3 separate regions of the Homo sapiens genome follow, and regions 2 and 3 are each linked to region 1. A link is a contact called in ENCODE Hi-C or POLR2A ChIA-PET data. All regions are on one chromosome and are shown on one strand. Each heading gives the region's core, a stretch centred on a gene start or an enhancer-like site at or near the end of the contact. The rest is flanking DNA. Distances are from core to core; before and after follow the strand shown. Region 1 holds the start of ZNF181 (zinc finger protein 181). Region 2 holds the start of TMEM147 (transmembrane protein 147). Region 3 has its middle 11 kb from the start of FFAR2.

Evidence for each region. Hi-C counts contacts between places; a loop is a spot of excess contacts on that map. ChIA-PET counts read pairs that join two places held with the same protein, here RNA polymerase II (POLR2A). Pooled maps may share reads with other maps.
Region 2: a loop to region 1 is called in a pooled map, with 17 times the contacts of the local background. The contact joins the promoter of TMEM147 here to the promoter of ZNF181 in region 1. A Hi-C loop is called at or near these places in 8 of 50 pooled maps.
Region 3: a loop to region 1 is called in a pooled map, with 2.6 times the contacts of the local background. The contact joins the enhancer-like site here to the promoter of ZNF181 in region 1. A Hi-C loop is called at or near these places in 1 of 50 pooled maps. POLR2A ChIA-PET finds 5 or more read pairs at or near these places in 2 of 52 experiments (WTC11 and activated CD8-positive, alpha-beta memory T cell).

What each region holds. Positions count from the first base shown.
Region 1 is chr19:34,732,900-34,735,608 of GRCh38, forward strand. It overlaps ZNF181 (zinc finger protein 181), which reads left to right and starts at 1,344. Exons shown (of 4, transcript NM_001029997.4): 1 at 1,344-2,147. The coding sequence starts at 2,139. RefSeq lists enhancers at 192-251, 469-986, 707-1,096 and silencers at 1,377-1,426, 1,527-1,586.
Region 2 is chr19:35,544,167-35,546,875 of GRCh38, forward strand. It overlaps TMEM147 (transmembrane protein 147), which reads left to right and starts at 1,460. Exons shown (of 7, transcript NM_032635.4): 1 at 1,460-1,650; 2 at 1,722-1,791; 3 at 2,360-2,419; 4 at 2,506-2,642. The coding sequence starts at 1,574. GAPDHS (glyceraldehyde-3-phosphate dehydrogenase, spermatogenic) reads left to right here. Exons shown (of 11, transcript NM_014364.5): 10 at 743-840; 11 at 932-1,153. The coding sequence ends at 1,004. It overlaps TMEM147-AS1 (TMEM147 antisense RNA 1), which reads right to left and starts at 1,863. Exons shown (of 4, transcript NR_038396.1): 1 at 1,771-1,863. RefSeq lists an enhancer at 1,077-1,769 and a silencer at 1,462-2,041.
Region 3 is chr19:35,458,254-35,460,962 of GRCh38, forward strand. No RefSeq gene overlaps it. Among named protein-coding and RNA genes, the nearest start is that of FFAR2, 11 kb to the left of the region's middle. RefSeq lists a silencer at 583-762 and an enhancer at 2,186-2,305. Within about 2 kb of position 1,383, at least 15 of the 41 ENCODE cell types and tissues checked have a DNase peak (open chromatin) inside an H3K27ac peak, as active enhancers do.

The DNA.
Region 1 (2,709 bases), core at 94-2,593:
AGGAGCCTCAGGTCCTCAGGAAGGCTCCTGGCCCTCTTCGCCCTAGGAGGACCCCCCCCCCGCCCCAAGCCGGCTCCACCTGTAGCTGTGGGCGTGGGAGGGAGACAGAGCGCTCTGGCGGCCAGAGAAGGAAGGAAGATGGAGGGAGGGCGGACTTCTGCTCCCTGACGCTGCTGCTAGGCCCCCTGCGGCCCTCCTGGAGCCCACACCTTTCAGCTGCAGTCTCCCAGCCTTCGTCCCCAGGACGAAGCCCACTAAGCCAGTGCTTTTCCACTGCAGCTGGCTGTTCCGCTTGGGGAGGGTTCCCAGATTGTGCAAAGTGAGGAAGGGTCCCCTGTCCCTGCCCCGCAGGGCCCCCACTCCAGGCCTCCCCCATCTCTCCCTGTCTCTCTCAGAGGTAGAGGCAGCATTAAATTAAAATTTAATTAAAATATTAAAAATAAAGTAAAAAATTCAAATATACAACAGTAGACTGTCTGGCTTGCATACAAAGAAGGCCATTGCCCCTTTGGGTGAGCCGGGCAAGGTCAGGGTCTAAGAAGCGCCTCTGGTGAGAAGCGGTTGTCAGGCTCTGATGGCTGCGGGAGGAGTGACTCCTCCCAGGATGAGGGTCTGTGTCCTCTCAGTGCTCACTCAAGTTCCGTATTTCCAAGTCCTTCCAGGGGGCGTAACGCACGTGAGAACTGCCATTTCTGTCACAGATACGTGGCCGCATGCATTTCCAGGAAATGTCCTTGGTTCGCGAACTACAGCTGGCACAATCCAGCCCAGGGCGTTCTGTGAGCTGTAGTCTCCAGCAAGTGAATTCCAAAAAAACCTCAAAGACCTCAAAGACCATACAGGGTGGACAGCGTAGTAGCAGGGTTTGGGAAGAGAGGAGCTCTTTTGCTAGCAAAGGCGAGAGCTCGCCTGGTACAAGGTCTGCCCACGTCCCGGGAGATAAACATTAGTGTGAGCGCACGCTAGACCCAGAAGAGTTTGCCACGGCCGCACGGTTTTCTGGGAAGTGTAGTTTCTTGGTCCCGGCGCCATTGTCCTTAAAAGTAGAGGGTGGCCCTTGGTTCCGAGGTGTATCTTTCACCTCATCAGTATGACTATATGCCCCAGGACACTTCCCGCATGGTCCTAACTGCCGGGCTCTGGGACGACAGCCCCAGGCGGTTTAGTTTTTTAGGAAACCGAGATCTGTTTGCCCGCGGCGCCCCAGGTCCGCGCGGCCGCAGAGACTCCTGGGAAGTGTGGTCTTCCGGTACCTGCGGTTCGTTGCGCCTGGAATTTTGTCCCCTGCGCGGATGATTCTGGGAAATGTCGATCGGCTGTGGGCGGCGCACTGGGTCCGCCCCGCTGTAGCCTCAGGCCTGACGGCGACTCCCAGGCTCCGGGACGATTCTGGGCAGTGTCGTCCCCAGAGGTCGGCGGCCGTTGCCCGCTCACCAGCGACGCGGGGCGCCTGCGGGGACGGTGAGGCCCTGCTGAGGACTCCGGCCAGTATGAGTCCCGGGGGCGGCGGCGGGGCTCAGGCCCTGGGTCTGCCCCGCGGTGTGACCCCGGCCGGTGCCTTGGTTTTCCTGGCCTTCATGTCCTCCTATGTAAACGCGGGGTGATGACGGCGCCGACCTCTTGGCGCTGTTGTGAGAGTGAAGTGGGCGCGTGGTTAGACGCCAGCCACAGTTGTCTTTGGGTTATGTCGTCATGAAGCCGGCGCTCTACAGTTGTGTAACCTTGAACAAATGGGTTCAGTATCTTGGAATTTCAGTTTTGTCATCGTTTAAAAAATAGATCTGGAAAAATGTGAACGCACACCGTGCATAGTGGTGAAGACTGAACGAGCTGATAAAGTTTTTACCATTGTTTTATGAGGATTTTATTTACAGAGTAATTGATTTTCCTCGCAGGTGGCACCTGGTAAATGGTTAGCCCTTGCGGAGAAACACCCTGTTAGTTCCCAGGGAGAGATTGGCGCCCTGGAGAGTGATTACCAGTGTGCCTTTCCATTATGGTGTGTCACAGGTGCCGCAAGATAAGCCTGATTTTTCATGACTGCTTTTTCCTGCCCTTCTGTGCCCTCAGGACACTGCCCATCTCTAAGATAAGAGCCTGGAAAGAGGACTCTGTTGGCTGTTGGAAATTGCAGAGTAATGCCTCAGGTAGGTCGGTGTGTCCGCAAATCTTCCTGAAACACTTTATCAGGACTGTGTGTTTGCTTTGCTTCTCCTGCCTGTTCCCACCTAACCAAGTCCATTTAAGGGACTGGATCCATGGTTCCTTTCAGTATAGGAAGGACGGAGCCCACAGGAGAGCTCCAAGGTATTATCCTCCTCACCCAGTGTTCCTCTTTTCTACAGTTTTCTGCTAGAAGACTTTCTAGTCTTGCCAACATTTTAAAACTGTAATTCACAATGCAACTTTGGAATGTAAGGTTATTCGGTTTATGGTTGTCAAAACTGTACCATGTGGTCTCAAGTGAAGAGATGCTTGCAGTCATCCTTGATTCTTCCCTTTGACTTATACCTATATTCAGATCCTCTAGTTGGAGCTAAGCTATACACTGTATACAGAATCTGACCATTAGTTACCCCAGCACTACCACCACCACTACCACCCCGGTAGTGATAGCAATAAAGCCACCTGGATTATTGCGGTAGCCTCCTAGCTGGATTCCCTGCATCTGCCCTTAACCCTCATCAGTCTGTTCTCAGTACAGCTGTG
Region 2 (2,709 bases), core at 210-2,709, 810 kb after region 1:
AACAGGGATTTAGGGGCTGCCTTTTCACTTTTGTGGCTCCAACCTGGCATACAGCAGGTGACTAATACATGCTTAGTGAACAAAAGACAACAGCTCCCATTTTTTTCAATACTTGCTCAGGGCCAGGCCATGGCCAGATGCCTTCTCTGTGAGGAGTGGATGCCATGGTCATGGTGGACCCCTGTACATCCACCTTGGTGCTGTCTCCCTGCATTAACTCCTGCAGGTCCACTTTCCCACAGTCACTGGGATCTTTTGTTTTAATGGAATCACATTGCATCACCCGTTTTCAGGATTGAAAACACTCCTGTGGCCTTTCATGACACTAGGGCTAAAACCCTCAGGTCCTCCCTTCCTGCAGCTCCTTCTACCTCAGACACTGTGCTGAGGGCCCCAGCCGGTCAGATCTTTCTAGTCATCTAGACCCAGGCTCATGGCCACCCCTCAGAGAGGCCCTCCATGCTGGCCCATTCCAAACGCTTGCATTATTCCTAGGAAAGGGATGTACTGGTACAGCATGAGGGTGTTTGTGACCTGTGCCCTTTGGCCAGACCCTGACACAGTGCCTTGGTCATACCCTGCACTTGGTCATACCCTCCAGTCCAGAGACTGGACACAGTAGGGCTACATCAAATATTATAGATGAATGCATGGATGGGCGATAGAGTTAAGAGTCGGGGCCTCAGCTCCTGGAGGTCCTTGCTCTGCCGGACACACTTATCTTTGAAATTCTGACTTCCAGGTCGTCTCTACGGACTTCCTCGGTGATACCCACTCGTCCATCTTCGATGCTAAGGCCGGCATTGCGCTCAATGACAATTTCGTGAAGCTCATTTCATGGTAAGGGGGAAGGAGCTGGAGACTTAGAGGGAGGGGAACTAAGGGGTGGTCGGAAGGAACCCCCTTGAACCTCCCGACCCCTCCTCCACAGGTACGACAACGAATATGGCTACAGTCACCGGGTGGTCGACCTCCTCCGCTACATGTTCAGCCGAGACAAGTGAAACGGGAAGGTCCTTTCTTTCCTTCCCAGGGGCCGGGGCCGGAACATGTGCCTCCCGTTCCAGCATCTGGCTGCCCGGGGGAGGAAGGACACCCGGGGCGGGCGCCCCACGCCGATGGGTCCATGGTGAAATAAAAAACAGTGCTCACGGCTGCGTCCCGTATCTCTGCGCCGGTCAGGGCGGGTTCTGATCCGGGTTTGAGGCCCGCCCCACCCTTACTCGATCGCCTGCGCCCACGGGCGAGGGGTCGCGCTCGACTCCAAGCCGGGTTCCACTTCAGGAGACCGGGACCGCGATGGCAGCGGTAGAGGCCCCGCATGGCCGGAAGTCACTCCCCAAAGCGCTGGGCCGGCAGCGGTGGGACCCAGGGCCGGCCACGGGCTCTCTGACGTCACTGGGCGCGACGCCCCGCGCCGGGACTACTGCTCCCAGAAGGTCGCGCGCGGGCCCCCGCCAGTCAGGTGGGTGCCAGGCCCTGGCCGTGGCGAAAGAGCCGGCGGAGCCGGAGACCCGCTCCCGGAGACGCCGCCTCGCGATCCCCGCGCGGGCGGGACCGGGCGGCCGGCATCATGACCCTGTTTCACTTCGGGAACTGCTTCGCTCTTGCCTACTTCCCCTACTTCATCACCTACAAGTGCAGCGGCCTGTGAGTGCGGGAAGGGCGCGGGGCGGAGAGGGCGCGGGGCCCGGGCCGACCCTCACCTCCCGCTTCTCCAGGTCCGAGTACAACGCCTTCTGGAAATGCGTCCAGGCTGGAGTCACCTACCTCTTTGTCCAACTCTGCAAGGTGAGGGCCACCGGGAAGCCACGTGTTCTGGCCCCCAGGCTCTGCAGACCCAGGGACCCGCCCCCGTTGCCTATCCGCGCCCCCGCCGCCCCACGGTGGGACCGCCCTCGGGACTCCGCACTGGGAGGCGTCAGGATACCTAGAGAGGATGGACTTTAAAGAGGGCACGACCTGAGAAGAGACCTAGAAGCAACTTTTGCGTAGCACTTAGTAAAACTGAGAAAACCTCAGTAGTGTGGTTGGCTAACAGGTTTTTTTTGGTGCGGTTAAGAGTGATCACTGATTCCGTACGTGCTGCTAACACTGCCCAAGGAGCAGCACCTTCAGACCTGACTCAGATGCCCTGTGATCACCCAGAACTCAAACTTCCAGCCCCCTCGGGGACCCGGGGACCTATCCTCTATCTCCCCGATTCCTGTAATTTTGCCACCATCTGGTGGTTCCTCTTCCAGATGGGCCCCCAGAACCTGTCCTGCCCTCTTCCTACCCACGAACTTCCCACAAATCCCACGTGGTTTATCTTGATCCCCTCACCTTGAAGTGACCTCTTTCTGCTTTCTGTTCTCAGATGCTGTTCTTGGCCACTTTCTTTCCCACCTGGGAAGGCGGCATCTATGACTTCATTGGGGTGAGAGGGGCCAGGGAAGGGAAGGGAGTTCAGGAATGGGGCTCCCTGTCCCCCTGTGCTTACTTAAGCCTCAACCTGACCCGCAGGAGTTCATGAAGGCCAGCGTGGATGTGGCAGACCTGATAGGTCTAAACCTTGTCATGTCCCGGAATGCCGGCAAGGGAGAGTACAAGATCATGGTTGCTGCCCTGGGCTGGGCCACTGCTGAGCTTATTATGTCCCGGTGCGTACAGCAGCCTGGAGCCCAGACCCCTGAGAAGGGACACCTGGGTTCCACGGGGGTGCTGGAG
Region 3 (2,709 bases), core at 133-2,632, 730 kb after region 1:
AGATAATAGATTAGAGAGATAGAGAAAGAGAGAGAGAGACAGAGACAGAGAGATAAAGATACACAGGTAGGTAGTAGGTAGACAGATAATAGATTAGATAGATAGATAGATAGACAGATAGAGATAGATAGATATACACAGGTAGCTAGTAGGTAGACAGATAATAGATTAGATAGATAGATATGCACAGGTAGGTAGTAGGTAGACAGATAACAGAGTAGATAGATGATAGATAGACAGATAGATAGATGATAGATAGATAGATAGATATACACAGGTAGGTAGTAGGTAGACAGATAATAGATTAGATAGATAGATAGATAGATAGATAGATAGATAGATAGATAGATAGATGATAGATAGATGGGGGAAGGGTAGGAAGCCCTGATCTATTGCATTTGCAAATTTCTGTGGCACATACACTCCCACCAGGAATCATTGCTACCAATATGAAGATCTTGAACATGGGTTTGGCAAGAGATGCTAATAATGGGCTCTTATTATAATGTAATGAGCTCAGACATATCCCTGCATGCAACTCACAGTACATCTGCTCAAATGGCAGCCAGATCACATCTTCCTTGAGAAAACTTTCTCTTTCCCCACCAACGCTTCATGCAAGCCTCTTGCACAGTGCTTCCTATACAGTAAACACTAGTTAAATGTGGCTGGCTGGGCCTGCTCCAAAGCATCCGGGTGGCTGTATGATTGCACAGCTCCTCTGAACCCCCTGCCCCAAAGCAGGATGACAGATGGGTAAACAGAAATATTAGTGCCTGGTTAATGAATAACACAGACGGCAGCCTAGTGCCGCTACCAGGAAACAGGGGTGGAGGGATCTGACCTGGCCCAACCTGGGGGCCTGAGCAGCACGAAAAGGGAACCTGGCATTATTTCACTTCCCCTTTCTGGAAAAGATGCTCCTGGGCCCCTTCCTCAGAACTTCTCATCAGTCCGCACAACCAGAGCTCAGGTGCAGTGTGGCTTGGTGATGAATACTATGGTTGGAAAAGGAGGGATGGGGGCAGTGGGCATGGAGAGGGTCTGGAGGAAACACACAGCCATGATTCCAGCCTCACTCCCTTAAACGTCCTGCCTCTCAGCGCGGGGTCTGTGCTAGTTCTTCTTTTCGCCTTGCCCTGCCTCCTGTGGATAAGTGCTTTTGCCCCACTTTTTTTTTTCCTTTTCATTATTTATCTCTAATCACAGGAAATGAGGACATTTCTCATCTACAAATTGCACATCCCATCAGGAAATTGGGCCAAAGATCTCTAAGCCTTCAGAAGCGGTCATCCAGTAACCCACTTGGCAAAGTTTCAAAGGTCTGGGAAAGTAGATGCGAGGTCAAGCAGTGCGGGAGGGGAGCCAACTCTGCAAACGCTGGCCACGGCCAGCTGGCCACCAGCAGCTTACCCGAGGAGGGGTTGTCCAAGCTACATACTAACCCCGGTTCCCTCTCCCCAAACATTGTCCTCTGCCATCTGTCAGTCCGAGCTACGACCAGCCTCGAGAAAACAGAGTTAGGAAAGTAAACACACTGCTCCCAAATCTAGCTATTTTAAATAAAAAGCTCACCCATGTGGGCTGCAGTTGAGAATTTCTAAAGTGCCATGGCAAACATTACACCATTTGAGTTTCCACGGCGTAGCCTTCATTCATCCGCCAACATTTATGGAGGCCTACCATGTGTCAGGCCCTGTTTTAGGTGCTAAGGATACAGCAGTGAACAAAAAGGGTAAGATTCCTGCCCTCAAGCAGCTCCCATTGCTGGGCAGACAGGGAGAGCAAGACCCATAAGCAGGATCCTTTGCACTGGTGCTACGTGCTGTGAAGACGATAGAACCGAGCTGGGATAGAACATGACTCCCAGGAAGGGAGTAGGTGGTTACTTTTGAACACACAGCTTGAGCTTGAGAAGGCCATGCAAAGGTGATATTTGAGCTGGGACTAGAATGGCAAGGAGGAATCTTGTATGCCAAGAACTGGGGGAATAATGTCCCAAGCAAGGGGCTCCAGGCCTGTGCGAGGCCTGAACAGGCTGAATTTGTGCCGGGAAAAGAAACGCCAGGGTGGCTGCAGCTTAGTGACAGCTGAAAAGCCAGCAAGTGTCAGATCCCAGGGAGTCTCAAAGGCTTTTAAGAAGCACAACAGGCCGGGCGCGGTGGCTCACGCCTGTAATCCCAGCACTTTGGGAGGCTGAGGCGGGCGGATCACGAGGTCAGGAGTTCAAGACCAGCCTGACCAACATGGTAAAACCCCGTCTCTACTAAAAATACAAAAAAATTAGCCAGGCGTGGTGGCACACACCTATAATCCCAGCTACTCAGGGGCAGGAGAATCACTTGAACCCGGGAGGCAGAGGTTGCAGTAAGATGAGATCGCACCACTGTACTCCAGTCTTGCAACAGAGAGAGACTCCAAATCAAAAAAAAAAAAAAAAGAAGAAGCGCAACAGATATCCTCTCCCTACTTAACAACAAGAAAAGCTGAGGCTCAGCGATGCAAAGTGGCAAAGTGGCAAAGTGACACACGCAAGTCCTCAGTGAGATGGTGTTCTGGCCCCTCCTCCACGATTCCCGACTCCCTCTCAAAACCACAGGCACACTCTCTCTCAATCTTTACTTCACTGAGGAAGAGAAAAGAGGGCAGGAATCGTGACTCATGCGGTGTGCAGTTGTTTGGTATAGAAAGTTGGGGAGAGTGATGGAG